Linked DNA regions of Mus musculus: regions 1, 2 and 3 are each linked to region 4. The links are chromatin loops, found by intact Hi-C in ENCODE. Cell type or tissue: heart. All regions are shown on one strand.

The links. Hi-C counts contacts between places; a loop is a spot of excess contacts. Peaks named below come from ENCODE experiments on the same cell type or tissue, not always from the same donor. Only the 100,000 strongest peaks of a DNase experiment are listed, where the experiment ranks them.
Region 1: it touches region 4 in a loop (6-fold over the local background); 12 of 42 quality-filtered maps call a loop at or near these places.
Region 2: it touches region 4 in a loop (5-fold over the local background); 11 of 42 quality-filtered maps call a loop at or near these places.
Region 3: it touches region 4 in a loop (10-fold over the local background); 2 of 42 quality-filtered maps call a loop at or near these places.

Annotation. Positions count from the first base shown.
Region 1 is chr6:56,794,090-56,802,089 of GRCm38, forward strand. It overlaps Kbtbd2 (kelch repeat and BTB (POZ) domain containing 2), which reads right to left and starts at 3,724. Exons shown (of 4, transcript NM_001362210.1): 1 at 3,370-3,724. It overlaps Gm10209, which reads left to right and starts at 359. Exons shown (of 2, transcript XM_030255710.1): 1 at 359-382; 2 at 3,158-4,337. The coding sequence starts at 359. The coding sequence ends at 3,955. In heart, no CTCF peak of the experiment used is centred here; DNase peaks (open chromatin) are centred at 2,962 and 3,672; H3K4me3 peaks cover 3,667 bases; H3K27ac peaks cover 2,894 bases.
Region 2 is chr6:57,530,903-57,538,902 of GRCm38, forward strand. Ppm1k (protein phosphatase 1K (PP2C domain containing)) reads right to left here and starts at 4,585. Exons shown (of 7, transcript NM_175523.5): 1 at 4,378-4,585. In heart, a CTCF peak has its summit at 298; DNase peaks (open chromatin) are centred at 3,529, 3,999, 4,069 and 4,739; H3K4me3 peaks cover 4,219 bases; H3K27ac peaks cover 4,023 bases.
Region 3 is chr6:57,820,625-57,828,624 of GRCm38, forward strand. Vopp1 (vesicular, overexpressed in cancer, prosurvival protein 1) reads right to left here and starts at 4,501. Exons shown (of 5, transcript NM_146168.1): 1 at 4,303-4,501. The coding sequence starts at 4,356. In heart, a CTCF peak has its summit at 4,312; DNase peaks (open chromatin) are centred at 4,017 and 4,427; H3K4me3 peaks cover 2,217 bases; H3K27ac peaks cover 3,040 bases.
Region 4 is chr6:56,711,437-56,719,436 of GRCm38, forward strand. It overlaps Avl9 (AVL9 cell migration associated), which reads left to right and starts at 3,469. Exons shown (of 16, transcript NM_030235.1): 1 at 3,469-3,778. The coding sequence starts at 3,686. In heart, a CTCF peak has its summit at 3,721 (motif pointing left); a DNase peak (open chromatin) is centred at 3,365; H3K4me3 peaks cover 2,187 bases; H3K27ac peaks cover 1,444 bases.

The DNA of each region.
Region 1 (8,000 bases), 83 kb after region 4:
GTACAACAATTTTTATTAGTCCAATCACTGGTGAAACTTTGTATCCTTTCCTAGAGGCCAAATCTCCATACTTTTAACAAGCCTAGAGATCCTAGTTACAAGGTCACAGTAGTAGCTCCCTATTTCTATCTTTTTCAGACAGGGTCTTGCCCTGTGGGGCTGTTCTGGAGCCCTCTATGTAATCCAGGTTTGTCTTGAACTCTGACCTTCTTGCCTTAGCTTCTCCAAAGCCAATAACCCACACATGAGCCACCACGTTCAGCTCTAAATGAAACTTTAGTGAAATTAGTTTTTAACTGTACTGAGTTTTCTGATGGTACAAAGTATGAATTTATCAGCCCAACAAGATTAACCTTGGATGGCTGATGTCAGTGCAGAAAAAGTAAAGCCAGAGACATAATAACACAGTCACTAAACAAGTGCCTCTTGAGTGGTCACTCCCTTTGTAGGACTAAATGGGGTTGTCTTAAAACTCACTATGAAGAAGACCACGCTGGCCTCCAACCAAGAGATCTGCCTGCCATTGCCTCCCAAGTGCTGAGATTAAAGAAACGCACCATTACACCCAGCTCACTACATGATCTTTAATCAACAAATGCTACACAAGTGAGTTTTGAGAGTTATGACAAGAAAAAGTGAAAGTGTTTTGAGAAAGGCTGGGGCTTTGTTTGTTCTTTAAATTTATCAAATCTGATAAATTTCAGTAATTTCTCCTACTCTTGGGAGTTCAGGTCTGTCCCCAAATGTTTCTTTTATTCCCAAGCTATATTCTCAATCAGGCTAACGACACATACTTATGTGCACAAGGGCAAGCTCCAAACACTACAGCACGATCAGTGAGCTCCCAAGAGCCTATGACAGAATAATTGAGCTCAGGATGCCATTTTAGATGATCGCTCCTTTACCTCTCCGTCTTACTCAGGCTCAAGAAGTGGGACGGGCCTGGCTGACACAAAACTGACCCAAAGTTTTCCACTAACACTGTTTTCTTGGGTCAGTTCCTCCAACCACAACAGAAAACAATTACTGACAAGAGAACCAAGAAGTGTTTTCATACACCTAATACTGTTTAAATTAACTTGTCATTCCAGATACCCCAAGTTATGTAAGTATCACCTTGGATGCTCTACATTCTTTTATAGGAGTCTAAGGGGTAGAGCCCCTTAACACTGACTGTGACTACTAAAATATGTTTCCTTACAGACACACAAAACTAAATAAAAGCTTGATGCCAAGTGTGCCCTCTCCCCAGCAGGCAGAGGAGGAGATGAATCCTGGTAGTCCAGGCCAACCTTAGCCTACCGAGCAAGATCTTGTCACTTAAAAAACAAACCAAGGGCTGGCTGGGACTATAGCTCAGTAATAAAAGTAGGGGGCTTGCTTAGCATCCCCAGTGCTACAAAAATAAGTAAACCACAGAGGTAAAGTTCTTGGAAGCCCCTGCTTGCAATGAAAGGCACAAGTCACTACTGTCATTTATATGAGTGGCGTAAATAAAGATGGTCCCAGTACATTGTTTCCAATCTCCCATGACAATCTCTCCTTCCCATAAAATGATCTAAGAACTCAAATCCTGCCAAAGCATCAAGAATACCCTTCATACACCTAAGTGCTTGAACCAGCCTGCCAATCAACGCTCCAAGTTACATAAGTATCTGTTTTATTCAAACTCTGCAATACAGGGCAAGACCTATGTATAACAAGACACATTTCAGGACAGCAAAACCCACCATTTTCTCAGCCCCAACTGTCTTAGGAATGCTGCAGGGAAGGGGTGGGTGGGTGGTTGTCAACTATTTTCTAAATAGCATGCAAATCTATGGAAAACCAGGTATCTTTTGGCTTTCAAGACTGCAGTCAATAGGGCACGGCATGCTAGTAGTAGTTTGCAAACCCCAGGCTGAAGCAGGACTTTAAGGCAAGCCTGCGTTACACTATTAACACAGTCTACCTCAAGAGACAAATCAGGTTTCTAGGAACTTAAACATCTAAATCACTCAAGGCATAGAAACTTAAGAAATGCTAACTATTTCTGCTATCTAATAAAGAAAACTCTACTGTGGCCTCACTAATAACTACTACGACTCCTATTATTTCTGTCACCTCCTTACAGTATTTGTAAAGTTAGCATATTTTACAGCACTGTACTTATGGAAATAAAATAGAGAATAATTACAGTACTTATCTGAAGAGAGGAAATAAGTGTGGAAACACACGGATTACATACAAAGAATGCTCAACGGAAAAGCCGTAGTTGCCAAGAATTATATACCCTCTCTTAAGATTTCTGGCCCTGATCTAAAGGAACCTAGAAAAGCGTTAAACCAACAAAAGAGCAAAGCAGAAAGGCATAACCTTATCAGACAGACGAAACGAACAGCAACGTTTCACATCACAGAGGCTGGGAAAAACAACTGACTTGGCTTTTCAAATGGATCTTAGATTACAAATAAAAGCTTCATCCACAGTCTGACTAGACGAAGTCATTCTCACCTGCAAAAGATCTGGTCTATATTACTCAAATCTGGGGAAGAATTCACAACTCCAAAGAAATGAAGAAACTAAAATAAACTGTATTAACTCACAGGAAGAAAATATAATTTCAGTCAGAGCACACCGCTGATAGGGCCGTTCCTCAGTGTCTGCTCAGTGAGCCAGACTTACAGATTCATGTATAAACAACACGTGACCAGCACTGTCTTTTTTTTCCCCCCTCGTTTTCACAAAGCTGATATAGCTGTTCACAAAGCAAAGTCTTTCAAGTTTACTATCTTAATTCCTTGCTTAACTTAAAGAGAGGCCACCAAAGAAATTCTAGAGATCTACAGCCCGGAGAATACGCATCCCTTTTCCTTTAGGTAGCTATAAAAAAAAGGAATCTTAAGAGCTACTAGGCCAGGCGCTTGGCGGGGCGGGAAGTGGGGGAGAGCACACGACAGCAGCGCCCAGTCGGCCGACTTAGCGTCCAGTTCCAACCCATGATTTCCGTCTAAAGCAAACAGGTTTCAAAGTGCAGCTTCCCCTTCCCACAGCAGAGCACAAGCAGGCCGAGGACAACAGGACCCCGGCTAACCTGGCTAACTCTTGGTTACTGCCGATGTGCCAAGAAAAAGAATTATAATAATACTTTTTTTTTTTTTAAAAAAAAAAAAAAAAGGGCAAGGACGCGGTCGCCCTTCTCCGGCGGCCGCGACACGAGCCGGGCAAAACAGCTCTCCCTCAGAAAGGACGCCGCCCCGAGCCCCGCAGCTCGCGCAAGGCCGCGCCGGAAACACCGCGCGCTCGGCGGAAGCGCCCCAGTTTGAAAGCCGCCGCCGCCGCCCCGGGCCACAAAGGCCGCCCGCCAGCCTCGCGCCCGGCCGGGCTCACCTCGTCCCCGGTCGCCCAGCTCACCGCGCCGCTCCGCCGGGCTGCACTCACGCGGCCGCACGCACGGCGGGGGCGTGGCGCTGCGGGGATCCGGGCCGCTCGCTTCCGCCCCCGCTTCCGCTTCCTCGCGCCTCCTGGGCTGGGCCGTCACGGCCTGCCGCCCGCGCCAGTGCCCGCGCCCGCTCCAGCAGCGGCTCTGCGGGCTCCCGGGTGCCCGCGGCTGGACCCCGCCTTCATCTGGCTCACCGCGCCCTTTTCCTCTGCCCCACCGGAAAGCCAAAACAATCGGAGCCGCGCAGGCGCGGGAAGGAAACGGAAAGCAGGAAGGGCGGAGGCGGCGCGAGGTGACGCTGGCGTCTGGGTCCGGGCTTCCCGGGCTGCTAAGGCGCGTGCGCGTAGCAGAGCGGGGTCGCGCCGGCCACCCATCCTCAGGGATGGCCTAGAAAAATCAGTTCCCAAAGTTCTATTCAGCGGCACTTGGACTTCTGTGCAGCCGCAGTTGTTCGTGTTTGAGGTGTCCACCCGAGATACAGACATTTGCAGGCTGGGCCAGAGTGGGGGCCAGCACTGCACCCCGGGAAGCTGAAGTTAGGGGAGGAGGACATTGGACCGTTTGCTATATGGGCTGCTTTCCTTAGTTCCAGCCTCCATCGCTTTCAGAAGTTCCGCTTGCTAAGGCCTTGGAAGTATTGGCACCATCGAGATAACCCGCAGTTTGGAAGCGAATGGGTGCAGAGGACGGTCTCCACAAATGATGCCTCCAGCCAGTTTTTACTGCAATGCAGCAGACACCCTCCATGCCCCAGATTTCAAAGCAAAGCCTTGAAGTAGCAAGTGCCTGTGGTCTGCGAGACTTGTTGGCAAGCAAAAATGTTATAGATTTGCCTAAAGATACATGTAACGAAAACGAAACAAAAAACGTTCAGAATTGCCTACTTCCTAACTTCAACTGTTAGAACAAGTCCAGTTTTGAAAATAAGAATGGCCACATATAAAGCATTAGGCAAAGAGACAGACACCTCTAATCCCAGATGGCAGGAGGCTAGAGAAAGGATATCAGGAATTCCCGGCTGTCCTTCGCTAAATAGTGAGTTCAAATTTTAACAGGAGCACATGAACGACACCAGACTATTTAAAAGTGCTGGTTTGGTAGAGGGGGTTAACAGGCCCTCAGAATGCATTACAGAGCATTACAATGCAATGCATCTATCTTGCTTCCCTGTAAGGATACAAAGAAAATCTTGTCTGCTCTCAAATACAATGTATCTATCCACTCCATTTTGCTGTCTTGTAATAATACAAAGAAAATATAGTTAACCGTGCTGGTATACAATGTATCTATCCACTCTAATTTTGCTTCCCTGAAATAATACAAAGAAAATCTAGTTGACCGACGTCGTTGTGAACACCTAGCACATAGCACAAGGAACTTCTTTGTAGTTAATGGGACTGCTCTTCATCTTGACTGCGTGAATATGGAATTCCTAGGTCACGACCCAATAACGATAAAGTTTACAAAGTTTAATCTGGGCATAGTGGCATAGGCCTGTAATCTCAGTATGCCAGAGTTAGGTAGGCAGATTTCTATAAATTCAAGGACAGCCTGGTCTAAATAGCAAGTTACTTGTTATAAGCCAGCCAGTAAGTGAGTCCCTGCCAAAAAAAAAAAAAAAAAAACCAAAACAAAAGAAAAAAAAAGAAAAAAGAAAGTAGCGTTTATATAAAAGATGATGTAGTCCAAATAAGGTTTTTAGTCTATTTAATTGCTTTTGCTAATACCAGCTTCATAGTTTTGATAATATACTATAGTTATCTAAGATGGGAAGTCACTAGAGGGGTTTTCAAAGAACATTCTACTTTTGTTACTTTTTATGCTATGTGTGTGTGTGTGTGTGTGTGTGTGTGTGTGTGTGTGTGTGAGTATGTGTGTGTGCGTGTATGTGAGTGTGTGTGTCTATGTGATTCTTGAGAGGTCAGTGTTCATGCCACCACACTTGTGTGGCAGTCAGAGGACCACTTTGCAGATTTCCTTCCACCCTTGTGTGGCTTCCAGAGATGGCACTCAAGGTTGCCAGGCTTGGAGAGCAGGCTTCTTTGCCTGCTGAGCCATCATGGGCTCATATTTTTTATACTTTTTATGAATCTGTAATAAAAAAAATCTCCAAAATGTGGGGCTAGAGACATGATTCTAAAGTTAAGACCACTAAATTCCAGAGGACCTGGGTTCAATTCACAGCATCCACATTGTTGGGGGCCACAAAAGTCCTTATATTTCAAATAAGCACCAGGGAAACCAGGAATGTTAAACATACAGGGTATTTCCACAATGGAGGAAGTAAAATACTTGCATCCTATCCAAAAACCTGAGAGTGGGTGTTGTTAACATGTGGTAACCTTTTGCTCTCTGTAGAGGTAGAATTCACCTAAATCCCTCAGAATAATTATTCCAGACTCTTCACCCCTAAACCTTTTATCTTTAGCTCCTAATTAATAGACCCATCATTAGGGGAGGTAGCCTGTTGACCTCTATTCTATCTTGATCTGAGATGACACCAGGATTGTATTATACCAAAAAAACTTCTCTCCCAAATTATACTGTATTTAAATATTCTTCACGTGGTACACAGATATGCATGCAAGCAAAACATCTATGCCACAGACCGGGCTCAGTGGGCCCTCCTTAATCCGTGCAAATCAGAGTCTCGGACAGATGGGCATAGAGTCTGTGAGTGACAAACAGAAGCGACACAAGAGAGTGTGAAGACTCTGAGTGTAATTTGTCAAATCGAGCATCAAACTTTTTATACAGAAGAGTAACAAGAAACCAGGCGAACACATCCACTAAGTTACAGTGACACAATACAAAAGGAATGTATACATCAAAAGATGGCACGGACCAGGCCGTGTTTACCACTAAGAAGGGAGCCAGGTGTAATGCTAGTCTATTGTTAAGCCTACCACTAGGGGTTCTTAGTAAATGCCTGATTTATGCTGTTTCTTTGAGCCACATGAAGAAACCTGTCTTGGGGGATTCCCTCACTCTTCATGGTAAACCTACCTATTCACTAGGCCATTGTGTATTTCCTTGTTTGGGTGAGACTGGCTACTGTCCCAAGTAATCACTCTGCAGACTAGCCCTGAGCTATTCTAGCTCCGTTCTTTGCAATGCATAATTAGTTTTCCCGTCTCTGCTAGAAGTAAATTTGAATGTTACTGAATAGGTAACCTTCTCACTGAATTCCTACTGAATTCCAAACTGGTGGGCTTCAAGGATTTTCTGGAACACTGATGGAGGCTCACCTATGTTAAAATTCAATCTTTAAAGGCACTTATAATAAAATAATACTGAAAGAGAGCATACACCATACTAACGTGGGGATAACGTATGAGTATATGGGTTATGGGAATGCCAAGGTTCCAGGAGGCATAGTTTCCTTGAAACTCTTTGCCTCATGAGTGCTTCCAGGCCTCTAGGCTTCACTGGAGTGGATGTAGCACATCTATACATATAAAATTACATTTACATTTTTTCAAGTTCTCAAAAGTGAACATCATGCATTCAAAAAATATTTTATACCCTGGAAACCAGAAAAAAAAGTCTCATAGGGGAATGGATGTGTCGGGGGGAAAGATCCAAATACTGTGAGTCAAGTTCTATAGAAGCAATATGCACAGGGTGCTCTGAAGGTGCAGAGGAATAAGTCGGTTATAGTATGTGTATGTTGGCTCATACCTGTAATCACAGTCTTTGGGAGGCTGCAGCAAGAAAACTGTCCCAAATTCAAGGTTCTATTGAGTTCTAAGCAACCCTGGGCTACAGTGTACTATTCTCAAAGGGGGATGGGGGGGCGTTCAAGTAGATTGGGGCTTGCTTCTCTCCTGTCTCCTCTGGAGGGTAGCAGGAATATAGTTTGAGCCTAGAAGCTTGAAGTTTGGCTGGGCAACATAGAACCTATATAGCAGGAATCAAGGCACACATATGGCTTTGCTTCAGCCACAGGGGCTTGCTCTGAGTACTGTGGAGCACTTAGGCTGGCCTTAAACTTTGAATCCAGTTGGCTTAGGCTCCCAAGTGCTGGAGTTTCAGACTTGTGCCATCAATCCAGTTCACAGATACTGGAGTGAGTCTGGCAGCTTTGATCTTGCTTGTTTTCATTTGCACTTGTTACCCTTTTGTTGTCTCTAACATGATTTTGCAATGTAAATTCTATTACAGCAGAAACCACCATTTTGGGTTTGACTTTCCAGTTTTGTATAGTACTGTCTAGAGCAGTGGGCTCTTAACAGGTGGGTTGTTGCTGTCTTTGGTGGGGTGTTAAATGACCCTTTCACCTAAAACCACCAGAAAACAGATTTTTTTTTTTTTTTTTGCATTGCAATTCATAAGAATAGAAAAGTTACAGTTATGCAGTAGTAATGAAAATAATTTTATGGCTGGCGGTCATCACAACATGAGGAACTGTATTAAAGGGTCACAGCATTAGGAAGGTTAACCACTGGTCTAGATGCTAGTAAATATTTATTGAGTGGATAAGGTCTTTGTTTATTATGAGAATGACAACATTTCAAGACAAGATAGATTTAGATCATGAAATGGTTTAAAATCTATACCTTATGATTATATAAGAACA
Region 2 (8,000 bases), 820 kb after region 4:
GAAAAGGGATAGCATTTGAAATGTAAATGAAGAAAACATCTAATAAAAACTAAACAAACCAGACTAAAAACACTAGTCTTAAGCAGCAATTACCTTAACTCACTGAGCCATCTCTCACTGGTCCTAAACAAACTTTTTTTTTTTTAAATATTACCCCAAGATACAGCCTTCAGTAAAAGTGTGTGAGATATAGGTGGCAGCAATGAGAAGTTTCAAACTAATGTAACATAGCACGTAATAGTTACTGACAGAAGTAACTGTTAGAGCAGTCGAAAGCAAGTTGAGAGAAAACAGAGATTACCAAAGCGCCCTCTCTGGCTTCAGCCTGAAATCATGTGTACCAAATGTCCTGCTACTTAGCAGAAATGCAGGACAGTAGAGAAATGATTCAAGTTTTACAACAAGACTTCTAGGATACTCTTGCCCTCCTTTTATGTTTCTTTCTAATGCTCAAAAATAAATAACAATTAAATGATAAACACAACTGCAGTCTCAGCGGAGAACAAATATCCACAAGACATATTATTGGATGGTAAGATAAGGTAAAAGTGGAGAGTGTCTTTGAGCCTCTAACATTTATCATCAACTTGACCTTGCTCTATATTATCCACACTGTTACTTTTGAAAGTCAGCAGCAGGGCAGTTATCAATAAACAACTGCTGGAGAGCATTTTGTTGGCAGAGGTTCAGTGTGAGGAGCTATACAGCTGGCTCCTCAGTGATGCAGAACTAGGTCAGTACCACCTACGCAAGGAGATTTATGTGGTTCCCTCTCCTTTGCAGCCACACCACAACTATACCACACTGATCCCTTTCAGAGACCCAAGAAAACTATTCAAAGGCAACTTGTGTTCCCAAGCTACATGAGGACTTTCAATTAAACCTGCTCACAACCCAGAGTTGTAGCTTATTGGTTGAAAACCCTCAATTCAAAAATCTAACCAGTTCCCACCAAACAAAAAACAAAACAGCAAGAGAGAGAGAGAGAGAGAGAGAGAGACAGACAGACAGACAGACAGACAGACAGACAGACAGACAGAGACAGAGAAGCATCGTTACTCCAAACCAAACAAAGGTCTACACTGAGAAAGATTTCTCCTGCTTCAAGTTGAGGAAAAACAAAACACAGCATCATCAGCCTGAGAGGTCTTGGAATGCCAGCAAAAATAGCCATGAACTGAACAGCAGATGAGAGGGGCAGAGTGGAAGTGTGAAAGACCACACTTAGAAAAGAGTGGAGGACAACCTGACAGGGGCCTAAGCAGTCTCTATGTTTATCAGCTCAGTGAGCTTGAGCCAGGATAAGCTTATCAGCTTCTCCACTAAGAAGCAGCTACTTAACAAGGTGTTTATAATCAGGAATGCCACTCTGTGGTTTAGAAATCTAAGCTAACTGATGTTAGTAAACCATTTAAACAATTATATGTAAGCTTTCAAAGTGAAGCATCCGTCATTCCTGATACTACACAAAATATCCCAGGAAACTAATGGAACATGTACAAAGCATATACACAAACAATGCATAAACTTTAAACTATGCCAAGGAAAAAAATAAAGAAAAATAATTTGCCTGGAATCCTAGATATAAAACATAACCAATCTAAAATATATTGGTAATTGTATATAAAAGGAAAAATGGTAATCTTGCCCGAACTATTTCAAATTCTTTCTTATTTCTCAACCAAAACAAAATGTATCACAACTTAACCACATCAGTCTTTTTTTTTAATTTATTTATTATTATAAATAAGTACATTATTGCTGTCTTCAGACACAGCAGAAGAGGGGGTCAGATCTCATTATAGGTGGTTGTGGGCCACCATGTGGTTGCTGAGATTTGAATTCAGGACCTTTAGAAGAGCAGTCAGTGCTCTGACCCACTGAGCCATCTCGCCAACCCCACATCAGTCTTTAAAAATATGTTTGTGTATGTCCAAAAGTAAAAACGCATTCTAGGGGCTGGAGAGATGGCTCAGCGATTAAGAGCACTGACAGCAGTCTTGAGTTCAAATCCTAGCAACCACAAGGTGGCTCACAAACATCTGTGACACCCTTTTCTGTTGTGTCTGAAGAGAGGGACCTTGTACTCACATACATAAAATAAATAAATCTTTTAAAAATATGCATTCTAGATTATGTTCTCTATTATAAATTTCTGAAAATACGCCTTTTCCACCATTTCCTCCTGATTTGTGTGACTATGTCTTTCTCCCCATCTTCCTCCTCAACCTGATACTTTAAAACTGACAAGTTAAGAAGTAAAGAAATAAATAGAATTGCAATGTTAGAACAATGTTATTGCCATATAAGTAATTCCATTTAGCAGAAATTTCAGCCCCAAAAGTTTAAGAAGCTGTGAGATCATCTTCAAGACAGTACTGTGAAACCCACTTTTCCAGAACAACAACTTCAGGCCAAAGGAGTTTGATTCCCAACACTTAGGAGATGGAGGCAGGAGGATCAGGAGTTAATGCCCAGTCTGGACTACTTAACACCCAGTCTCAACTCATGGGCCTTGTGAAGTTTGCCAGTCACCATTTGATTTCATAGCACAAGGACCCACACATGCAGATGCAAGACTACTGCACCAACTTTCCTTTTCATATTTCTCAGATGTTTTACTTGCTCAGCAGTTTAACCCCTGAGCTTTTTCAATTTCATTTTTGGAAAAAGGAGTCCTATCTCGATAGCAGGTTTTGGCACTGGAATCTGAATGTCAAAAACTATTCAAAGGGGAAGTTTATTATTATCACTTTACACAAGAACTCGGCAGGATTAACTGACTGAGGGTTCTGGCAGTCAGCAGAGGGCTTGGAGTTTCCTCCCTCCAGGAAGCTGGTGAGGTAACTAGAAAGTGGCACTTTGGTATTTTTCCATAATGGAAACACAAGATAATTTTTGATATGTATGTATGCATACATACATGTATGTGAGCCCGGGGGAAGTGCAGGCCAGTGCAAGCAGGCAGAGGCCTTTAGTGGTCAAGCAACATCATCGGCCCGATTTTTAACACTCTTAAACTCCAAATTTCTTTACCACCATCAACAACAAAACCCCAGTGCACCCCAATAAACAACTAAAATCATCTGAAAACCTCAGAAATGTATTTTAGGAAATCCGCACTCTTGATGCCTTTATCGCCTTTTAGGAGGAAAGGAAATGTTAGTTTACTGGAGAAAAGAAAACAACAAAACGGTCAATAACTCCCTTCGGTTGTATGTGAGAGTCTGTTTTCATAGGCGAAGTGAGAATACAGTATTGAAAAGTAAGTGTTACTCAACTCTGTGAAGGGGGTGGGTTGATGTAGACAAGGAAAAAGAGACTCGGATTGCAAGAAAAACAATTATAAACAAGAGCCCATTATCCAAAGCTTCCTATTTTATGACATTTGTCATACAGTGTGGTGAGCTGGTTTCCAATTTCCACAAGTTCCAACACACACTAGAAGGGCAACACAGCCCCTTCCGCCAAGCCCTGCAGATCTCGATCTCAAGAGAGCCCCAGGTTTCCTCACCAGGGCACAGGTCCAGCAGAGGCTACATCTGCTCTGCCGGGTTGACATGCACATTGGGGGTTGGGGGCTTCGCAGTTTCTATTCCTGCAGCTCCTACAACGAAAACCGGTGGAGCTTTTGAGAGTCGAAATTTCCTAGCTATTTCTACCCAGAGCCTCAATCTTTGTCTCCTCCGGGTAAATTCTCTCATCTACAGAAAGCGTCTGCGAAAACCTGCGCCAGGAGCCACATGCCCCTAAGATACAGTGCTCTCCTAGCAAAGCAAAACACAAGCTCTCAGATCCAAACGACCAGGGCTCCGCAATCCTTCTCTACACCAGTCCCTTTGCAAGCCTGGGCTGGATAGAATCGTGGGCTGGTTTGCTGGCCTTGAACGAAGCTGGACGCGGCAGGACAACACTCTCCTGAGCTCTTGAGATCTGGCATCCCAAGTTCTTAGGCAGCTATGCCTGCTCTCGCGGGCAGGAGCGCACCAAAGGGTCTCGCTGCAGTGAATCAGGGTTCTGTTATCTTTGCTAGCTTTCTCATTCTCTCCCTGGGACCCCGCCCATCTTTCTATCCCTGCTTCCCTGGGGCTCACTATCAGCCCGAGGTCAAGTTCAAGGCCGACCAAGGCTGCTTTGGGGGAGCCGGATGCTCGGGCGCAGCCACCGTGGGCCTAGGCGAGAGCAGCTGCTTTCCACTTCCAGAAAAAGGGAGCACATCGAACCCAGAGAGATGCGCGTGGGACTCGGTCTCAGACAGAGTAAGCTGCAGGAACTCATTTCATATTTCTCTTTCGCCTTCCCGGGGACCTCCGGAGACCGCCAATGTCTCGTCAACAACCTAGGAGAATAAGCGAATTAAACTCCTTAGGCTCTTACCTTGTGATGGGTAGGTGTCTGTAAATTTCTTAATTGGCTAATGGAAGGAAGGGAAGGATTTCTTGGATGATAAACTAGACTGACTTCTCTGTTGATTATGATCTCCAGAACAAGCAATTAGGGAAGCCACAGTCTCTTCCACTCCTGGAAATTCTCGGAAAATAAAAAAAAATCAACCGCAGCTGGCCAAATGGAGACCCGGAGGAGTGTATTTCCGATGATTGACAGCAACACTAGCCAGTTGGTGCTCTGAAAGACTCTTTGCCCGCCCTCAATCTGAGCCAATTACAGATTTAGATAGGAACGAGCCTCCTGCACAGGCAATTTGACCTCTCAGATTGCCAATTAAACGCCGTAGAGCGACGTCAAAGTGGGCCAGTAGCTGTTCGACGTTGGCGCCCCGCCCTCCTGATGGGCCTGGCGGCCTCGAATCAGGCACCAGGGACCTTGCTTTTCGCCAGCCACTGGAGGAGGGAGTTTCACTTCTGCCAAAGTTATCTTAACTCTGACCCAAGAAATCGAGACTCGGACAGCCACGCTTTGCTTGAGTGTAGCACTTGTACGTCATCCAGTGTTCTTTGACAAATCACAAACCAATGTTCTTCGGACTGCATTAACAGGCATCTTGGGATGGCTCGCGACTATCCTGCATGCCAAAAAGATTTCCGTCTTTTGAAGGAAGCATTGCCTTGGATCTGGGGGTCCAAACTGATTCAAATAATCAGATAACTGCCTTTAGAACCTTCGGTCTAATAAGGAAGATGAGGAAGCAAGCCAACAAATAAACAGTAAAAGACAAATCACGTCTAAAGAGGGAACGGCTCAGGTGTGGCTGGAGAACACTGGGCAGCGGATTTTACCGCGCTGAATCTAGTCAAGGCAGGATGGATCTGAGCAGAAGACAATAGCAGATGCCTTTCAGGCTGTATCAGCACACTCCCGGGCAGGTTTCATGCACAGGAATACTGGTCAACACTAAATTGACTCCATGATTTTTTATGTGTGCGTGTTTTGGTTTTGTTTTGATACTTTTTAAGTCTTTTTAAAAATATTCATTTATTTATTTATTTATACACTGTACACTATAGCGGTCTTCAGACACTCCAGAAAATGGCATCAGATTTCATTACGGATGGTTGTGAGCCACCATGTGGTTGCTGGGGTTTGAACTCGGGACCTTTGGAAGAGCAGTCAGCGCTCTTAACCGCTGAGCCATCTCACCAGCTCCCCCCACCTCCACTTTTTAAGTCTTAATTGGGTTGTTTTTGTTTTGATTTTGGGTTTTTGTTTTTTTGTTTTGTTTTTTGTTTTTGGGTTTTTTTTTTGAGACAGAGAGAGAACATACATAAAGTTGAGTGAGTAGTACGGAAGTGGGGAGGATCTGAAAGGAATTGTGGAAGGGGAAAGAATTGCTCAAAATGCATGTATGGAATAAGTTTTAATTAAAAATATTCTTAAAATTAATAATTAAGTTGTGTTGCCTAGTTGCACCTCCTGGTCCAAGAGCATCTGGAGACCCAGTGCATTTAATAATAATATGTTTCGACAGTGATATTTGTGTTAGTGACTCACTAAATCTAACAATGGCTTATGTTGGATAGAGAATCAATTTTCATAAAGCTCTTGAAATTGTTACCGGATCCAGCATATAGACAGAAAAGTGTGCATATTGAGTGTGGCTCAAGAGATCTTCACAACATACAGCCTGACTTTATATCTAGCACCTGATCAAGAAACAATGTTTTTAGTCCCCAAGGGACCCTTCATCCTGCCGGGCATCCCATTACTGCTTCTGTCCAGGGGCAGCCTCCACGCTGACTTTTAACACAGTAGATTAATTTTGTCTTTACACTTGGTATGTATTAAACCATAACCTACACATACTTTTTGTTTGTTTGGCTTCTCTGGTTCAACAACGTATGTGTAAGATGTATTTTTTCATGTTGCTATCAGAACACATACTACTCTTCCAGAACGCTGTAGTTTGATTCCCAGTTCATGTGTAGGGCAGCTTATAACCTATAACTCTGGGGGTTCAATGCCTCTGGCCTCCAAGGACATCAGCCCTCTTAGGCACATACCTACACACTGACCACACCCATAGACATAATTAAAAATAATGAATCTTTTAAAAAAAAACAAAGAAAATTAATTACTATCATTTGTATTTGTAACTAAGGAAACTGGATAAAGAGACTGAAAAAGTGGGCTGAGGCACTTAGTTTGCAAGAGGTTGAACTGGGACTACTTGGCTATGTCTCTCTTCATAGCCAGGCTCTCCGCTTCTTTCTCATGAGAGGTAAGTGTGAAGACACTGAACTCATATTCACTATGCAGTACTGCCCAGAGCCTTTCTCTCTAGAGCATCTTTGATGTCTTTCCTACACGCACTGCAGAAACAGCACCACCTAATTCTGAAGCATTTACACACCCAGGCCTTTTCTTTTATAGACTTTCTGGTGAGATTTGTTGCCTGTTCTGTTTTTAGGACTGATGATGATTTTGTGCTATGTGAAGAGGTATAAATGTGGCCTTTGTCAGTCTGTGATCTCAGCAGATCTCTTTCTCTTGCAGATTGCTTTGGTATTTTTCAACAAGAAAAGGAGAGGGAGCGAGTTCCTGTGGTCCAGGGCACATCCATCCAGTCATAGTAGCTTGTAGACAGAGACTTTACTCTCCTAACGTACAAATCTTACTGGAGAATTTAGGAGGAGGAAGTGAGCGATAGGTCACTATGACCCTTATCTACAGTAACCTCACAGTATACTCTGCCTGCTCCTGGGCTCCATTGGGAAACAGCCTTCTGGCAAAAGGCTTTGTGTATCAGTCACTTCAAACAGGCTAAAGGTAACTTTACCTAATTCCATGTTACAAGCAGAATTGCAAAGCCATCCGTTTCTGGTTTTCATCTCCTTTTCTAAGGAAAGAGTTTGCCCGAAGGCAAATCTGATAGAACTCATCTCACAGGCATGGTTATATTCTACTCTAACTGAACCAAATTACTTATTTTCCCCATTTCAGAGCTGCAGGCTTCAGTAGGGCTCTCTCTCCTTGCTAAACACAGCAGAGCCGAATATTCCAGTGGTTTTCGGCCTTCCTAATACTGTGTGACCCTAAAATACAGTTCTTTGTGTTGTGTTGACCCCCCCAACAATAAAATTATTTTTGTTGCTACTTTATAACTCTAATTGTGCTACTGTTATGAGTCATAATGTAAATATCTGTGTTTTACGATGATCTTAGGTGGCCCCTGTGAAAGGCTCGTCCGACTCCCAAAGGGGTCACAACCCAAAGGCTGAGAACTGCTGCAAAGTGTAGTATTGCACACCTCTTTCCCTCTTTCTTTTCTCCTGCTATGGCTTTGATGGGATTATAATAACTTGGCTCCCGGGACAGGGTCAACAGGATGTGGGCCTAAGTGAGAGTGAACTGCTGTCTCTGTATAATAACATACATATTTTACATTCCTCCTTCAAGGAATGTCTTCCTTGTTAATGTTAATGATCCATGATAATCAGAGATAGCTCGAGTCCCTGAGGAGAAGGTGTGGCTGATGTCTCAGTAAAATGGTAAACACTGGGACCTTCAGGGCAGCCCTTAAGGCTACAGAAAAGAATTTTAAA
Region 3 (8,000 bases), 1.1 Mb after region 4:
ACCAATCCTAAATCTGATAGGGAACTAATATCCAATATATACAAAGAACTCAAGAAGCTGGACTCCAGAAAATCAAAAAACCCTATTAAAAATGGGGTACACAGCTAAACAAAGAATTCTCAACTGAGGAATACTGAATGTCTGAGAAGCACCTGAAAAAATGTTCAGCATCCTTAATCATCAGGGAAATGCAAATCAAAACAACCCTATGATTTCACCTTATACCAGTCAGAATGGCTAAGATCAAAAATTCAGGTGACAGCAGATGCTGGAGAGGATGTGGTGGAAGAGGAATACTTCTCCATTGCTGGTGGGGTTGCAAGCTTGTACAACCACTCTGGAAATCAGTCTGGCGGTTCCTCACAAAATTGGACACAGTACTTCAGAGCATCCAGCAATACCTCTCCTAGGCATATACCCAGAAGATGTTCCAACTGGTAATAAGGTCACATACTCTACTATGTTCATAGTAGTCTTATTTATAATAGTCAGAAGCTGTAAAGAACCCAGATATCCCTCAACAGAGGAATGGATACAGAAAATGTGGTACATTTACACAATGGAGTACTACTCAGCTATTAAAAAGAATGAATTTATGAAATTCCTAGGCAAATGGATGGATCTGGAGGTAGCCCAATCACAAAAGAACTCCCATGATATGCACTAACTGACAAGTGGATATTAGTTCAGAAACTTAGAATACCCAAGATACAATTTGCAAAACATATGAAACTCAAGAAGCAGGAAGACCAAAGTGTGGATATTTTGTTCTTACTTAGAATTGGGGATTAAAATACCCATGTAGGGGGTTACAGAAACAACGTTTGGAGCTGAGATGGAATGAAAGATCATCCAGAGACTGCCCTACCTGGGGATCCATCTCATAAACCGCTACCAAACCCAGACACTATTGCATATGCCAGCAAGATTTTGGTGAGAGGACCCTGATATAGCTGTCTCTTGTGAGGCTATGCAAGTGCCTGGCAAATACAGAAGTAGATGCTTATAGTCATCTATTAGATGGAACACAGGGTTCCTAATGTAGGAGCTAGAGAAATTACCCAAGGAGCTAAAGGGGTTTGTAACTCTATAGGAGGAACAACAATATAATCTAACCAGTACCTCCAGAGCTTATGTGTGTCTAGCTGCATATGTAGCAGAAGATGGCCTAGTCGGCCATCATTAGCAGGAGAGGCCCTTGGTCTTGCAAAGATTATATGCTCCAATACAGGGGAATGCCAGGGCTAGGAAGCTGAAGTGGGTGGGTTGGGGAGCAGGGCTGGGGGTAGGGTATAGGGGACTTTCGGGATAGCATTCGAAATGTAAATCAAGGAAATATATAATTAAAAAAAAACTAAAACTAAACTAAAATAAAATAAAACGAGAAAGCTCAGACTAAAACCTTACATTAAATTTGCATGTGACAAATCATTAAATGTTTTTGTTGTTGTTGCTGTTTTGAGACACAGCTTCTCCTTTTAGCCTTGGCTGTCCTGGCACTCAACAGGGCACAGCTCTCTACCGGAAATCAGGCACTGAAGATAATCATCATGTAAACGGGAGCGACCTAGAAAACACATGTTACCAGCATCCAGATAGTGAACTTCAGGAATGCATCAGAGCTCAGCCCTTGGGAGGTTGTCAGCCCTTCAAAGAAGTTTTAAATTCCCCATTAAGATAAAACAATTCAATCAGACATGGTGACCCATCCCTGTAATCATAGCATGTGGGAGACTGAGGCCTAGGCTACATAGGAAGATCCTGTCTTAAGAAGGACTGTAGCTGAATAGAGTATTGGCCCAGCATGTGTAAGGTTCAGACTCCCTCTGGTAGCTAAGAAAACAATAAAATTAAATTAAATGAACAAATCCAAGAATGCAGATTGCAGAAGAGGGCCTAGTTTGACTACTTTGTTCAAGGCCCTGAGGTCCATTCCTGGCACTTGAAAAAAAGTTCCTATGCAATGAAACAGGTTACAGGATAGAACAAAACCTTCTGCACTAAAGGATTAGGCTTTAGACTGATGATGTCAGCAGGCTGACAAGGAAAGCAGGTTGTAGGGGCATTAATATACTTTTCACTTGAACACAGGAGACAACCAATTTCCTGCTCCTCTTTCCTCACCAAGACCAGTGGGCTTTTTCCCTGACTGAAAGTATTCAGTGGTCTTTCAAATCTCCCACAAGAAGCGGGGGAGGGTCCTATAGTAGGAACCAATCAGCTTGCCTTTCTTTGTCTGGATTACCCAATCCCCTGTAGTAGCCTGAATCAGCCAACTAAGAGGGAAAGGAAGAACTCACCCCATCCCCAAACATAAAACTTTAGCACTGCCTGACACAACTCTGATTTCCAGGTCTTCTGCATTCTCTCTCTCTCTCTCTCTCTCTCTCTCTCTCTCTCCCTCCCTCCCTCCCTCCCTCCAGGTGCTGAGACCTTGTTTTTACTGCCTTATTTTTTTAAATCAGCACAGAAAAAAAGTCCATTCCAAAAAACTCTTGACAACCAACGTCACTATGATGGCATCAAATCAACAAAGCAGTAGATTAAAAAAAAACAAAAAAAAAACTGATGACAAGCAACAATCTTAGCGCATCATATTTGATGTTACTTTTGGTTTCCCTTCTCCCCCAGAAAAGCTAATTCAATTGACTTGACTCATTTTGAAGGCTTTTCCACTGCTGGCCCTTGAATGTAAAGCCTTAGAGTGTTGGCAGGTCTGCCACTTCTCTCATGTTCATTTCCTCAATAAACATCGTTCGAATACAAAAATATAGAAAAGAAAATGAAAAAATAAACACAACCAGAAAGAACACCCACCCTAATAAAAATAAAATCAGCAGTTTTGAAGCAGACTTTTAGGATACACACAAAGCTAAGTTGGAGACAGGAGTGGCACAAATATAGAAACAAGAGAACCCCAGATAATCTTCCTTACACACACACAGACACACACAGACACACACACACACACACACACACACACACACACACACACACACATGCAAATGAGATTGCCAGATTACAAAATTTACCTCAACGGAGATATGCTGAGGTAAACACACGTTTATTTTTGTAAACAGTGCTCTCTGGTTTGCTTTTCTACAGCAACCAATGTTGAATCATTACCCAGAGGGTTTGGTTTCTAAGCTTTTAAAAATATGAACAACAAGAAGAAAGAAAACCAGAAGTGGCACTTCTCAAAAACGTTAAATGTTAAAAAAGAAGAAGAAGAAGAAGAAGAGGAGGAGGAGGAGGAGGAGGAGGAGGAGGAGGAGGAGGAAGGAGAAGGAGAAGGAGAAGGAGAAGGAGAAGGAGAAGGAGAAGGAGAAGGAGAAGGAGAAGGAGAAGGAGAAGGAGAAGGAGAAGGAGAAGGAGAAGAAGAAGAAGAAGAAGAAGAAGAAGAAGAAGAAGAAGAAGAAGAAGAAGAAGAAGAAGAAGAAAGGAAAGAGAGAGAGTGAGCGAGAGAAACAGAAAGAAAAGAAAAAAGAGGTATTTCAAAGAAAAACGAGCAATCTTTGCTCTGATCCGAACTTAGAGCTTGGAGAAACTGTTCCCTTAACTCTCCTGGAAAGAAAGACTTTTCCTCCAGCATAAATGAGAATCTTTCCAAGCACCGCTGACTCCCCAACCAAGGAAGTTTACAGTTTTCTGAGGCAGGACAGTGATAGTCAGAGGGGCATCCTTACCCACTTAAACTGACTTTATTAATACAAAAATCTTTCAAAATACTGAAGCTGTGGAGGTATGAACAAACCTCCAAACCCCAATCCATATTTTACACACCAGATTTTACACATCCACTCTTTTGCCTTTGAATGAACCCGCTGGAGCAGGAAGGGTGGTTCGCGTCACAGGATGTCGCAGTTCAGTCGACCGCAGCCCCGCTCTAACCCTGGCTGTACCTCGGCGGTGCTTCCACCCACCATCAAGTTTCCGCGGCTTCACAACAGTACACCAACCACCCAAGCTCCCCGTGGGATTTTTCTCCTCGCCTCTAAAAGCCTGCACTTCATCTCCAAAGGCAGAAATGTCCCTGTCCCTCCTACCAGCTGCGGGAGGCGCCGCCCCAGGCCCCGAGAGACAGGGAGCGCGTGTGGACACGCACAAAGGTCCCTCCCGGGGACGCAAGCCCGAGCAAGCAGCGAGAGGGAAACGGGGCGCCGACAGGAGGAGGAGGCGCGCAGGGAGGACAGGGGGTCCCGGCATCAGACCCCTCCGCCGCCCCACACCGCAGACTCGCGAGCTCCGCAATGCCCTTCCCGCGTCCCTTCTCCCGAAGGCGCGGGGAACCGGCGGCCCTACCTCCACTAGCAGCCCGAGCAGCAGCGCCGCCACCCTGCCGAGCCGGCGGCCCATGGCTCCAGCGAGGACCGTCCGAAGCCGGGCTGTACGGCCAGCTCAGGGCCAGTCCGCACCCCGGGACGGGCGGGTGGACTCCGGGGATACGAGCTGAAGCCGGCAGAAGGACGCGCGGCAAGCCGGCGGAGCTCGAGGACGTGCCAGGCCGCCCTCGCCGCGCGCCCCCGATCCACCTCACGGGCGCGCGCTCGTGGGCTCGGAGCCTGCAAAGTCTGTGGAGCGCGCTGCGGGACGCGGAGACAGCGGGGCTGGGTGAGAAGACGGCCTGATGTCTCCTCTCTCGGAAGAGACCATCTTGTCTCACCTTGATAGTTCTGGGAAGGTTTTTATAGGACACCGGGTTTGGGAGCTGGGGGATGGATACGGATGGACCCATCACTGGGTCTTCCTGAAGTTTCTAGCCACGGAGACATTCTCACTGAGGTTCCTGTAGGTAAGGTGGGAGGTCCACTCCGCCCCAGGACAGTTAAAACCACAAGGAAAGGACAGCTGGTTGCAAAAGGTTAGTGTAGGTTTATGCCAACATCTTTCTGCCTGACTCTGCTAGGACCCCACCTTTGGACTCCACAGTGCACCTCACCTTTGAGGTAGGCTCTTTGACCATAGGGAATTGCTGCTAACTATTCTTACTTTCTCTCAGACATTCCCCTCTGGCCCCTCTCCACACACACATAACAATAAGGCTCAGATGACATCTGAATTTACTGAACTTACTGAAGCATTGGTTGAACTTGTATCAGACCTGAGCTGGAGGCCAAATATGTAGAGGTGAACAAGAAAACAGCTAGTTTAAACTATGATGCGTAACGCTGAGTACAGAGATCAGGAAATAGAATCAATCCTTTAGGTTCAGAGAGATCCCTAAACAAGTAGCAACACTTGCCAGGAAAGGCTGAAGATTTGAGCTTCTCCCTGGATATGTAAGATGGAAACAGAATCGTCTCGTTGTATCACATGGGCACATGGCATACATGCATACCTTCAGACAAACACATCACGCACACAAATGAATTAATTTTTTTTTTTTTTAGCAACTAGAGTTCGTTAAATTACAGAACCACCTCCAACAGGATATGGAGGGAAGACAGAAAAACGGATCTCTCACAGGCGAGTCTTAAATACTTTGCCAACTTTCAGTACACATACTTGGTTAAGATAGAGCATACACCATGAAACTATACCTGCTATAACTGGCAAGCAAAGAAGGAAAAAAAAAAAAACTGGCCTCATGATTACCCTCAAATTCCATGTTCCAACACAATAATAGCTTCCTGAAGTTTTATAGTAACAGGATAAAAATAAAAAATCAAGCCCTTTAGTGGAGGCACTAAGTAGATAGGTTATAGTGGAGCAGGGAAATCTCTGCTTTGGCCCTGATGATATTCTTAATTCTGGTCACTAGAAGCAGTTTCTTTGGGGAGTTGTTTCTGTGCACACAGAATTGACTCAAAGCCTGTAAAGGATCGTTGGGCTATGGTAACTTTGTCTTCCTTACAAATCTTTTTTGTAATAATTTTTAAAATTGTTTTAAAGAATTTCGTGCATGAGTATGTATATTTCCTTTTTTCATCTTCCCCTCTCCAATTCCACCTGTGGCCCCTCCTACCCCCTCTCAAATTTATGATCTCATCTTCAATTGTTATTGTCACATTTATACACAACACCTATGTCTAGTGCATTATATTATAGAACGTACTGAATGCATTTAATGTTGCTCATATAAACACATTTAGGGCTGACCACTTGGGACTAGATAACCTAAAAGGGGTTAATTCCTGGAGAAAACTGAACTTATATATGTAAGTTCATGTATATACATATACTTACTCTCTTGATTTTGACTAGTTGTGGATCTCTATAGTGGCTTCCATCTACTGCATAATAAGGAGCTTCTTTTGGCAAGCAGCGTGAACAATGTTCATCTGTGGGTATGGGCATAAGTTTTCAAGAATACAGTTAAAAACCTATATTGATTTAGGAAAATGGCAGTGGTAGGTTCTTCTTTAAGGTTTATGACCTCTGCAGTTCCAGGTAATTGGTTAGGTTTACAGTACAAATAATTCTCACCTATTGATTGAGCAGCCCCCAAGTTCACTTAGACAGCTGATAGTTACCCCAAAGACTTAACTACAGCCATTAGCCATTGGGTATGTCTTGCTGGGCCAGTCATTTTTGTGCTTTGCTGGATTTATCCCTGGGTAAACGTTTTGATTGTTTTTCTCCCTTGTCAATTTACATAACACCTTCTGATGCTATAGCAGCTAATCCTCAGGGAAGAGGCTTCGAGATCAGTTACAGTTAAATTCTTCTAAATTCTGTGTCTACAGCAATAAGATTTTTACCTCCAAGTTCTGAGAGGCAACCAAGGGCAATGCAAGTAGCCATTTATTTATTATTTTGGGAGTCCTTTGGACAATCCTGACCAACAACTCAAAGGGAGGCTTCCCACTTCTGGTTGTCTTCATTAGGGTTTCTATTGCTGTGAAGAGGCACCATGAAAACAGTAACTCTTATAGAGGACAACATTTAACTGAGCTTTAGTCCATTGTCATTGTGGCAGGAAGCATGGTGGTCTCCAGTAAGACATGGTGCTGGAGAAGGAGCCACGAGTTCTATATCTGGATTAGCAGGCAGTAAGAAGAGAGACACTGAGGCCTGACTTGAGCATTTGAAACCTCAAAGCCCATACCCAGTGTGGTGTAGCCTTCCTTCAACAAGACCATATCTACAACAACAAAACCACACCTCCTAATAGAGCCACTCTTTGGTGACAAAGCATGTAAATCTATGAGCCCATAAAGGCCATTCCTATTCAAACCACCACACTGGGACTGAAGTTTTCATTGGATGGTCTATGGTTATTGGGGGAGCATTGTCACCCCATGAGGCAAAACTTTGTTTTAAAATTTGGATACACATATTGTGTATATTTTATATAAGTTTATAAAATATTTCCCTATAACTTTTTCAAGCATTCTTAGTGTTATTTTTCTTTTCCTCCTCCCTCTGAATTATCCTCCTTCCCTCTCCACACTTAACTCTCAATCCCTCACCACTCCATTTCCCCTTTCACCTTCATAACACCCGTGTCTTACTATCCCCCTGCCTTGAGCTCCTTCTACCCCATCACCCTTAGTTTCTTCCTACTTTTCTATCTTCTGCAGTCACTCCCAATTATACACCCAAAAAACATTTTAAAAAAAAGTGAGCAAAGGTCTGCAAATAAGAAAGACTATAGCATTTGTCTCTCTGGGTCTGCGATACCAAAATCGATATAATACAATCTAACTCCATCCATTTACCTAAATTTTTCATGATTTAATTTTTCTCTACAGTAGAATGGCATTTCATTGTGTATAATCACATTTTTATTTTCCATTCTTACTTTGAAGGACATTTAGGTTGGCCCCACTTCCTGGCTGCTGTGAATAGAACAGCAACAGACATGGCTAATCAAGTAGTGGAATGTTGTGTCCTTTCAGTATATGGCAAGGGATTGTAGAGCAGGGTGCATGTACTTTAAGGTTTTTGCAAACTTTCCACACTGATTTTCAGAGTGGTTGCACCAGGTTGCCAACCCACGGGCAGTGATGAGGCATCCCTTTCTCTGCATCCTCACCAGCATTTTTTGTCATTTGTTT
Region 4 (8,000 bases):
GATTCATGTTTGCAGTCCCAGTGTTGGGGAAGCAGAGATAGGAGGATTCCTAAGGCTTGCTGGTCTTCTACTATAGCCAAATTGGTGATCTCCAGGTTCAGTGAAAGACCCTGTCAATAAATAGAGAAGCAATTGAAGAAAGATACCTTTGGCCTCCACAAGCATACACAAACATAAACACACAAAAAAAAATAATATAAGGGAGGTGCTAATAAATGAACCAGATTAAGGGCCATGAAGTCATCTGTGTCTCTCCCTTCTTTTGTGCATTCTCAACCTCTGCACTGCAATAAATCCTTTCTCCCTTAGGTCACTTCGTGCCTGATAGAAATTAAATACAGCATGACTTTAAATGATACATTTTTTAAAGCATTTAGATATAATAGTTAGAGATAATCTAGTCTCACCTCATAGTTCTAGGATGCAAAGCGACATATACCTCTAAAGGCAGAGCTATGTCTCCTGGACAGTGAATTAAATACCGATGCTAACAGGAGACAGAGATCTAGCCACACATTTCAAACAAATGTGTGAAGTCAGACTAATCTTAGCTATGCCAACTGTGGAAAATATTAACACAGGTTACATCAAGAAAATAGTAAAAATCAAATAGTTAACATAAAAGGGTAAAGTGAAAAAGTGTTAAAAGTACTGTGCATACTGGAAATTGTATACTTTTCATGAAGCCATGACAACTGCCTAGAATTCTGTTATATAAAAAAGGTATGTTAGAGTATGTTACTGAGTAGTAGCTGAGTAGTTTTTTGTTTGTTTGTTTGTTTTTCAAGACAGGGTTTCTCTGTATAGCCCTGGCTGTCCTGGAACTCACTTTGTAGACCAGGCTGGCCTTGAACTCAGAAATCTGCCTGCCTCTGCCTCTTGAGTGCTGGGATTAAAGGCATGCGCCACCATGTCCAGCTGTAGCTGAGTAGTTTTAGAAGCACTTAAACAACTTAATTTTTGAAACTGTAGCACATTCAGTAAAGGATTTGAAAATTCTAGGAATAACAAACCTATTTTGTGCCAACTATAGTAAACTCCAGAAGATGTACTGAAACTGTACATAAGTATATTTTAATCACAGCACTGGAATAAACATTTGCTAGGTACAATTTAAGTTTTTGTTGGTGAAGATTTGATTCAAGGCTTAAATTGCTTCCAAACTCTAGTATATAATCTATGTATCTATTTTTTGCAAGTCTGAGAAGGATCCCATTTGCCTAGACTTTAAACTTTGTATTAGCCAGGGTTCTCTAGAGTCACAGAATTTATGGAATATCTCTATAAACTAAGGGAAATTATTGGACCAACTTACAGTCTGCAGTCCAACTAACCCAACAACGTGCAGCTGTGAATGGGAAGTCCAATAATCTAGTAGTTTCTCAGTCCAAAGAGGCTAGGTGTTTCAGGTCTTCTATATAGGCTGGAATCCTGAAGAAGCAGGTTCCAATAGATGTGTTGACATTTAAGGGCAAGCAAGTGGAGAAGAAGGAAGCCTTCCTTCTTCCATTGTCCTTATGCAAGCCTCCAGCAGAAAGTATAGCTCAGATTAAAGTGTGTACCACCACACCCGGATTTGGAACTTGTTCTGTCCCAGGTTGGCCTTGAACTCAGAGATCTGCTTGCCCCAATCTGTTGGGTTTTCAGGTGTGTACTACCTTGCCTGGGCCTAAGCTTTTCATAGCCACCATGCCTTAAGATCTGGATCAAAAGTGTATGTCATCCCATGTCAAGATCCAGGTCAGAAGCCTATGTCTTCCAGCCTCAAAAACTCGATCACAGATGTGCCTATCATTTCTGGATTGTAGTTCATTCCAGATGTAGCCAGGAATAGCCATCACACTCTCCAATGTGAAAAGTTTGTCTTTTCTTACAGTTTTAATAACCATATGCCTTCTTTATCTCCTCTCCCCGTCTCAGGTCCTTCATTAGTTTATCCAGATGTACTCAGTTTAAACACTGCCTATTCTGTACTGGTTGATCTTTTCCAGCCACATCCTAAATCAGCATGAGTTAGGACCTCAGCTAAAATGGAAAAGCCAACAACCACCATTACCACCACCACCTGGCCATCCTGAACAGGTGTGCTTGTTCCTGCGGTTTTTTTGGACTATGACCCTTATCATCATCATCATCATCATCATCATCATCATCATCATCATCATCATTTATTGTCCTTGTTGTTGTCGTCATTTTTCGAGACAGGGATTCTGTGTAGCCCTGGCTGTCCTGGAACTTGCTCTGTAGGCTAGGCTGGCCTCAAACTCAGACATCTGCCTGCCTCTGGAGTACTTAGGTTAAAGGTGTGTACTTCCAAGCCTCGACTAATTTTAAAGTTATAAAGCTTTACGGGGTCATTTTACTTTGTGAACACATTTCTCTCTCTCTCTCGATTTATTTTATTTATATGAGTCCTCTGTAGCTGTCTTCAGACACACCAGAAGAGAGCATCAGATCCCATTACAGATGATCCATTACATACCATGTGGTTGGCTGGTGGGAATTTAACTCAGGACCTCTGGAAGAGCAGTCGGTATTCTTAACCGCTGAGCCATCTCTCCAGCCCTGTGAGCACATTTCTAACACTATGTAACCCACAGTTGGCTTGAAATTTGCAAACCTCTTACTTCAGCCCCTCAAGTTGTGGCATTACACACTTGCATAAAAGAAACTGTACGTATAAAAATTAAATGAAAAAAAAATCTAGCCGGGCGTGGTGGCGCACGCCTTTAATCCCAGCACTCGGGAGGCAGAGGCAGGCGGATTTCTGAGTTCGAGGCTAGCCTGGTCTACAGAGTGAGTTCCAGGACAGCCAGGGCTACAAGAGAAACCCTGTCTCAAAAAACCAAAAAAAAAAAAAAAAAAAAAAAAAAATTCTAGAGTGAAAGTAAAAAAAATTTTGAGTAAGCAAGAAACTTAACTTCAACGTTGAATACATGAGATACCAAACCTCATGAATATGTCTTCTTGCTAAACATTTAAAAATCAAGACTGAGAGATCCCACGGAAGATTTAAAGAGTGAAGAGGAAATACGTTTATAAATAAGTAAAACTGGTAAAAAGGAGGAGTAACGATATTTCATGAAGGAAAAATAGATTTTAGAAGGAAGTGATTTGACAAAGATCGTAGGGAGAAAGGAGCAGGTTTAAGAGTCAGCCAAATCAACCCCCTGTGCACACCACTTCACCACTGCACAGGGTCTGTGTCTGTCTGCCCTACCTTGCCCTGCCCCGCCCCGTCCAGCTCCGCCCCGCCCCACCGGTCGTGTAGGCCGCGCCTTCAGCTGGGGGTCCTCTTCCTTCAGGCCAGCTCTCGAGCAGGCCCCGCCTCTCCTGTTATACAGCCCCTCCCCTCTCCGCCTCCTTTTCCTTTAGACCCGCCCCCTGATCAGGCTCCGCCCATGCCGCCTCAGACCCAGCCGGGACAGGGGCCTCAGGGTACCGCCCCGCGCTGCCGGAGGCGGCTGTAGCGTCAGGTGACAGCCCGGAAGCTGCGGAAGCGGATGAAGCAGAGAGGTGGAGGCCCGGTGGGGCTCCGCGGAGGTGAGGGAGCTGGTCGGCGGCCCCGGAGCTCGTGGCGCAGCGCGTATGCGGCGCTCAGGCTGACATCCGAAGGCTGCCGCTCTGGGTCGTGCGGCCGGGCCTCGGCGTTTGGAGTCGCGGCGGGGGCCTCCGGCGAGCGTCCATGGAGAAGTCTGGGCGTGAGAGTGACGGCGCCCCCTGCGGGCCTGTCCTGCACATCGTGGTGGTCGGCTTTCACCACAAGAAGGGCTGCCAGGTGAGGACCGGCCCGCGCCTTCTCGGCGCCCCGCGGCCTTCCTCGCGGTGTGCCTCCGGGGACTGCGCGACGAGCCGCGGGGGTTCGGGTTTAGCGGAAGAATGACGGGCGAGCCTTGTGTTCCCTGTCAGTCTCCACCAACCTGCTGGGTGTCTACCCATAAAGGAGCTCTTGAGGAAAACTCGGTGTTTGGACGCCGGCACGTTACGAGCTGTGGGTTTCCACACGAATGCTCAAGTAGACTGACGCACTTGTAAGCTCCGCTCGGCTTCCTTTGTTTATCTCTTGCGAGCCTTGGAATCTGTAGTTTGGGGTTAGCGACCGGCCCCGCCCCCTTCTCTTTGTGCCATTTCAGATTTGATCCGGCCCAGAGCTATTCTTTTGGTTAGGTTAGCCCTCCAAATCGCTTGCAGTAAGTAAAAATGTAATTTGTCAAACAGATAGTGCAAATGGAGCCAGCTTCTTAAATGACTCTTCACCCTACCGTCTGAACCGAGCGTTTGCTTTGTGTTGAAGGCAAAGGAGCAAAATAGAATAGGTTTGTTTAGCCTAAACAAACACTGGAAGCCAATGATGTCATAATGTGCTAGTGAATATATATATTGAATACTTAAGGTGTTGAAAAAAACGGATTGCTTCTAGCAGAAAACGAAGCACTTGGTTTCTTTTCTTTCACAGAGAATGTAACATTAGATTTATTTACAGAAGTTCAGTTAGTTAGAAGATAACAAAAGTAGTGAAGGGAGTGGAGAAGTGATAGCTGCGAGTGTGTGTGTCAGTGTACAGGTGTGTGTCGACTGTTACCTTCAATCTAGGTGTGGTGGCACATGGCATACATCCAGCAAATGGGAGGCTTGGGGCAAGAGAATTATCTTAAATTAGACAGGGTACTTAGACCCTGCCTCAAAAAAATAGACTATTATTTTAAGATGTTATATTCGCTTATCCTCAGAAAGATATGGAATAACACTAAAGAGAGAGTAACACTATTGTGTATGATATTAAGAAGTTTTTTTAGTACTTCCTGATTACAGCCTTTGAACTAACTAGTTGCTTTATAAGCTAGGAGTAAAGTAACAAAATGACAAAAATCATACTAAAAAAAAAAAAAGATTGCTGAGATTATACTGTTATGAAAAACAGCCCCGGAGTCAGTCAGAAGTTGTAACTTTGCATCCTGTGCCATGGGTGTTCTTGTGTGTGGTAGTATAGTCATCGTGGAAGCTTGATTCAGAACTACACTGAATGGAGGGAGCTCTGGGAAGGAAACTGGAAAACATCAGAGTTGATAGGAGATAGGGTAGTCTTCGGATTCTTGCTGTCATTTGAAAGTCAAGATTATTATGTTTCTGCCTCTCTTACTGGTTTTATTAATAGTATAGCTTTCAATAAGGGAAACAGTATATAGTGTTGCATAAAGATTAGAGAACAGAGACTGTTTAAAAACAAAGATACAAGAGCAGCCTGCATGCTATCTCATTTTTTTGCCTTTGCCTTTTGGTTTCAGCATGCAGGTACAAGTGTCTGCTTTTGTAAACTAAGTTCTGTGCCAGAAGCAGGAGGCCTGTATTAGGTTACTCTTAAGACCAGCAAATCCAAAGCTTCCTAATTTGCCCTTCTTAATTTCTTTTGTCAGATAATGTATAATTACAGTGAAGCAAACAAGTCCTAGTTGAGTTTTTCCCCAATTGATGCCTAAAGTAGCTTGATTAATCATTGATCTTTTTAAAATTATACCTACTTAGGGTATTGAAGTAACAAAGCACTAAGAACCTAATCCTAGGCTGGGGAATGTAGGTAGCTCAGTGGTAGAGTGCTTGCCTAATAAGTACAGAAGGTAGATCTTTGAGTTCAAGGCCAGCCTGGTCCACAGACTGAGTTCTAGGACAATAAGGGGTATACAATAGAGAGATCCTATCTTTTTTTTTTTTTTTTTTTTTTTTTGGTTTTGGTTTCTCGAGACAGGGTTTCTCTGTATTGCCCTGGCTGTCCTGGAACTCACTTTGTAGACCAGGCTGACCTCGAACTCAGAAATCCGCCTGCCCCTGCCTCCCGAGTGCTGGGACTAAAGGCGTGCGCCACCACGCCCAGCAGAAAGATCCTATCTTAAAACAAAGATTTATCTGCTGTCATGCTCTGCTCATTTTTTTTGGTCATGCATGAATACTTAGTTACATATTTTTACACCTCTTCCAATCCCTCTTGTGTCCCTCCCTCTCCTCAAATTTTTCATTTCATCTTTGTTACACACATGCAAGCATGTGTGCATACACACATATACATTTAACCTACTGAGTATTTAGTGTTGCTAATATTTAATGTTGCTGGTGTGTATGTGTTTAGGGTTGACTACTTGGAATAGATAACCTATCAGAGACTTGTCCCTGGAGAAGGCTGAGTCTCTATATCTCAGCTCAATGAGTTGCCTAGAGCTCTTCATCTAGGTTTGGGGCCCTTGTGAGATTTCCCCTATCTGCTTTGCCATAGCTACTGACTTCATTGTGTAGGTCTTGTTTAGAAAACCATATTGCTGAGAGTTCATGTGTACAGCTTTCCTGTTATATCTAGAAAATATTATCTCACAGATAATATCTTGTCCTCTGACTCCTAGAATCTTTCCACCCCCACTTCTACCATGTTCTCTGAGCATTAGGTGTAGGAATTGTGTTATAGATGTATCATCTACTTGGGTTGGGTACCTCATGGTCAGTTGTCCTCTGCATTTTGAACAGTTGTAGATTTCTTTTTGGGTTTTTTTTTTTTTTTTTTTTGGTTTTTCGAGACAGGGTTTCTCTGTATAGCCCTGGCTGTCCTGGAACTCACTCTGTAGACCAGGCTGGCCTCGAACTCAGAAATCCACCTGCCTCTGCCTCCCGAGTGCTGGGTGGGATTAAGGGCGTGCGCCACCACGCCCGGCTATAGTTTTAAATTTTTAAATGTTCAATAGAAAACAATTATTTTCCAAACCTTAAAATAATAATAACAATAATAATAATAATAATAATAATAATAATAATAATATTTATTGTGTGTATGATGTGCTTAGAATGGGTTATGGCCCATGTGTAGAAGTCAGAAGTCAGTTTTGTGGTGTTGCTTCTCTCCTTCAACATTTACATGAACTAGGGTCTTTATGTTTACATTGTTAGGTTGCAGGCACCTTTACCCACTAGGCCATCTCAGCACTCTAAATTTTTGCTTTTGGCCTCTTTTCTGATAAAGTCCTGGTTTGTATACATAGCTAGCTCTAATTCTTGAATAAACTGTTTCTTTGTTTTTGTTTTCTTGTTTTTTTTACCAAACTATTTCTTTTCTTTCTTTATTGTGCATTGACAGTATCATACACGTATGTAAAGTCTTTGGGTCATTTTCATCTCTCATTACTCTTTTTCATGCCCTCCACTCCTGCTGAACCCTTTCTACTCAACAAGTCTTCTATTTTCATGGTTTTGGTTTGTTTTGGTTTGTTTTGGTTGTTATTGTTGTTGTGTGACCCACTGCACAAACATGGATGGGGAAATTAGTCACTGGAACTTTGGCACCTTAATGACTACACCACTAAGGAAAATGATCTGTTCCCATCCCCTAGCAACTATACTAATAGTTCCTCAGAGGTGTGTGGGACCTTATGACTCTCCCCACGACTCTCTTGTTTTTGTTTTTTGGGGACAGAGTTTCTCTGTGTAGCCCTTGGTATCCTGGAACTCAGTCTGTAAACCAAGCTAGCCTGGATCTCAAATCTAAACTCTTATTTCTTTTCCTTTTTTTCCTCCAAGATTTATTTATTTGTTTGTTTGTTTTGTGTGTATGTGTGTGCCTGAGTGTATATGTTCACCATATGTATGCAGGTGCCTGTGGAATCCAGAAGAGGGTGTTATATTTCCTGGAATTGTAGTTACAGGCAGTGTGAGCTTCTCAAAGTACATGTTAGGAATTGAAACTGAACTCTCTGCAAGAGCAACAAATACTCTAATCTCTGAGCTCTCTCTCCAGCCCCACTCTATATTTCCCGGAAAGAAAAAGCAGAATTATAAGACAGTTGGAACTTTACCAGGGAAACTGGGTTTTCCTAACAATTTAGAAACTGACACAGAAAGAAGTTTAAGGGTCACTTGATAAAACAAAACAAACAAAAACAAAACCAAGAGCCAGATGGTGGTAGTGACACCTTTAGTCCCAGCACTCAGGAGACAGAGGTAGATTTAACTCTGAATTCTAGGAC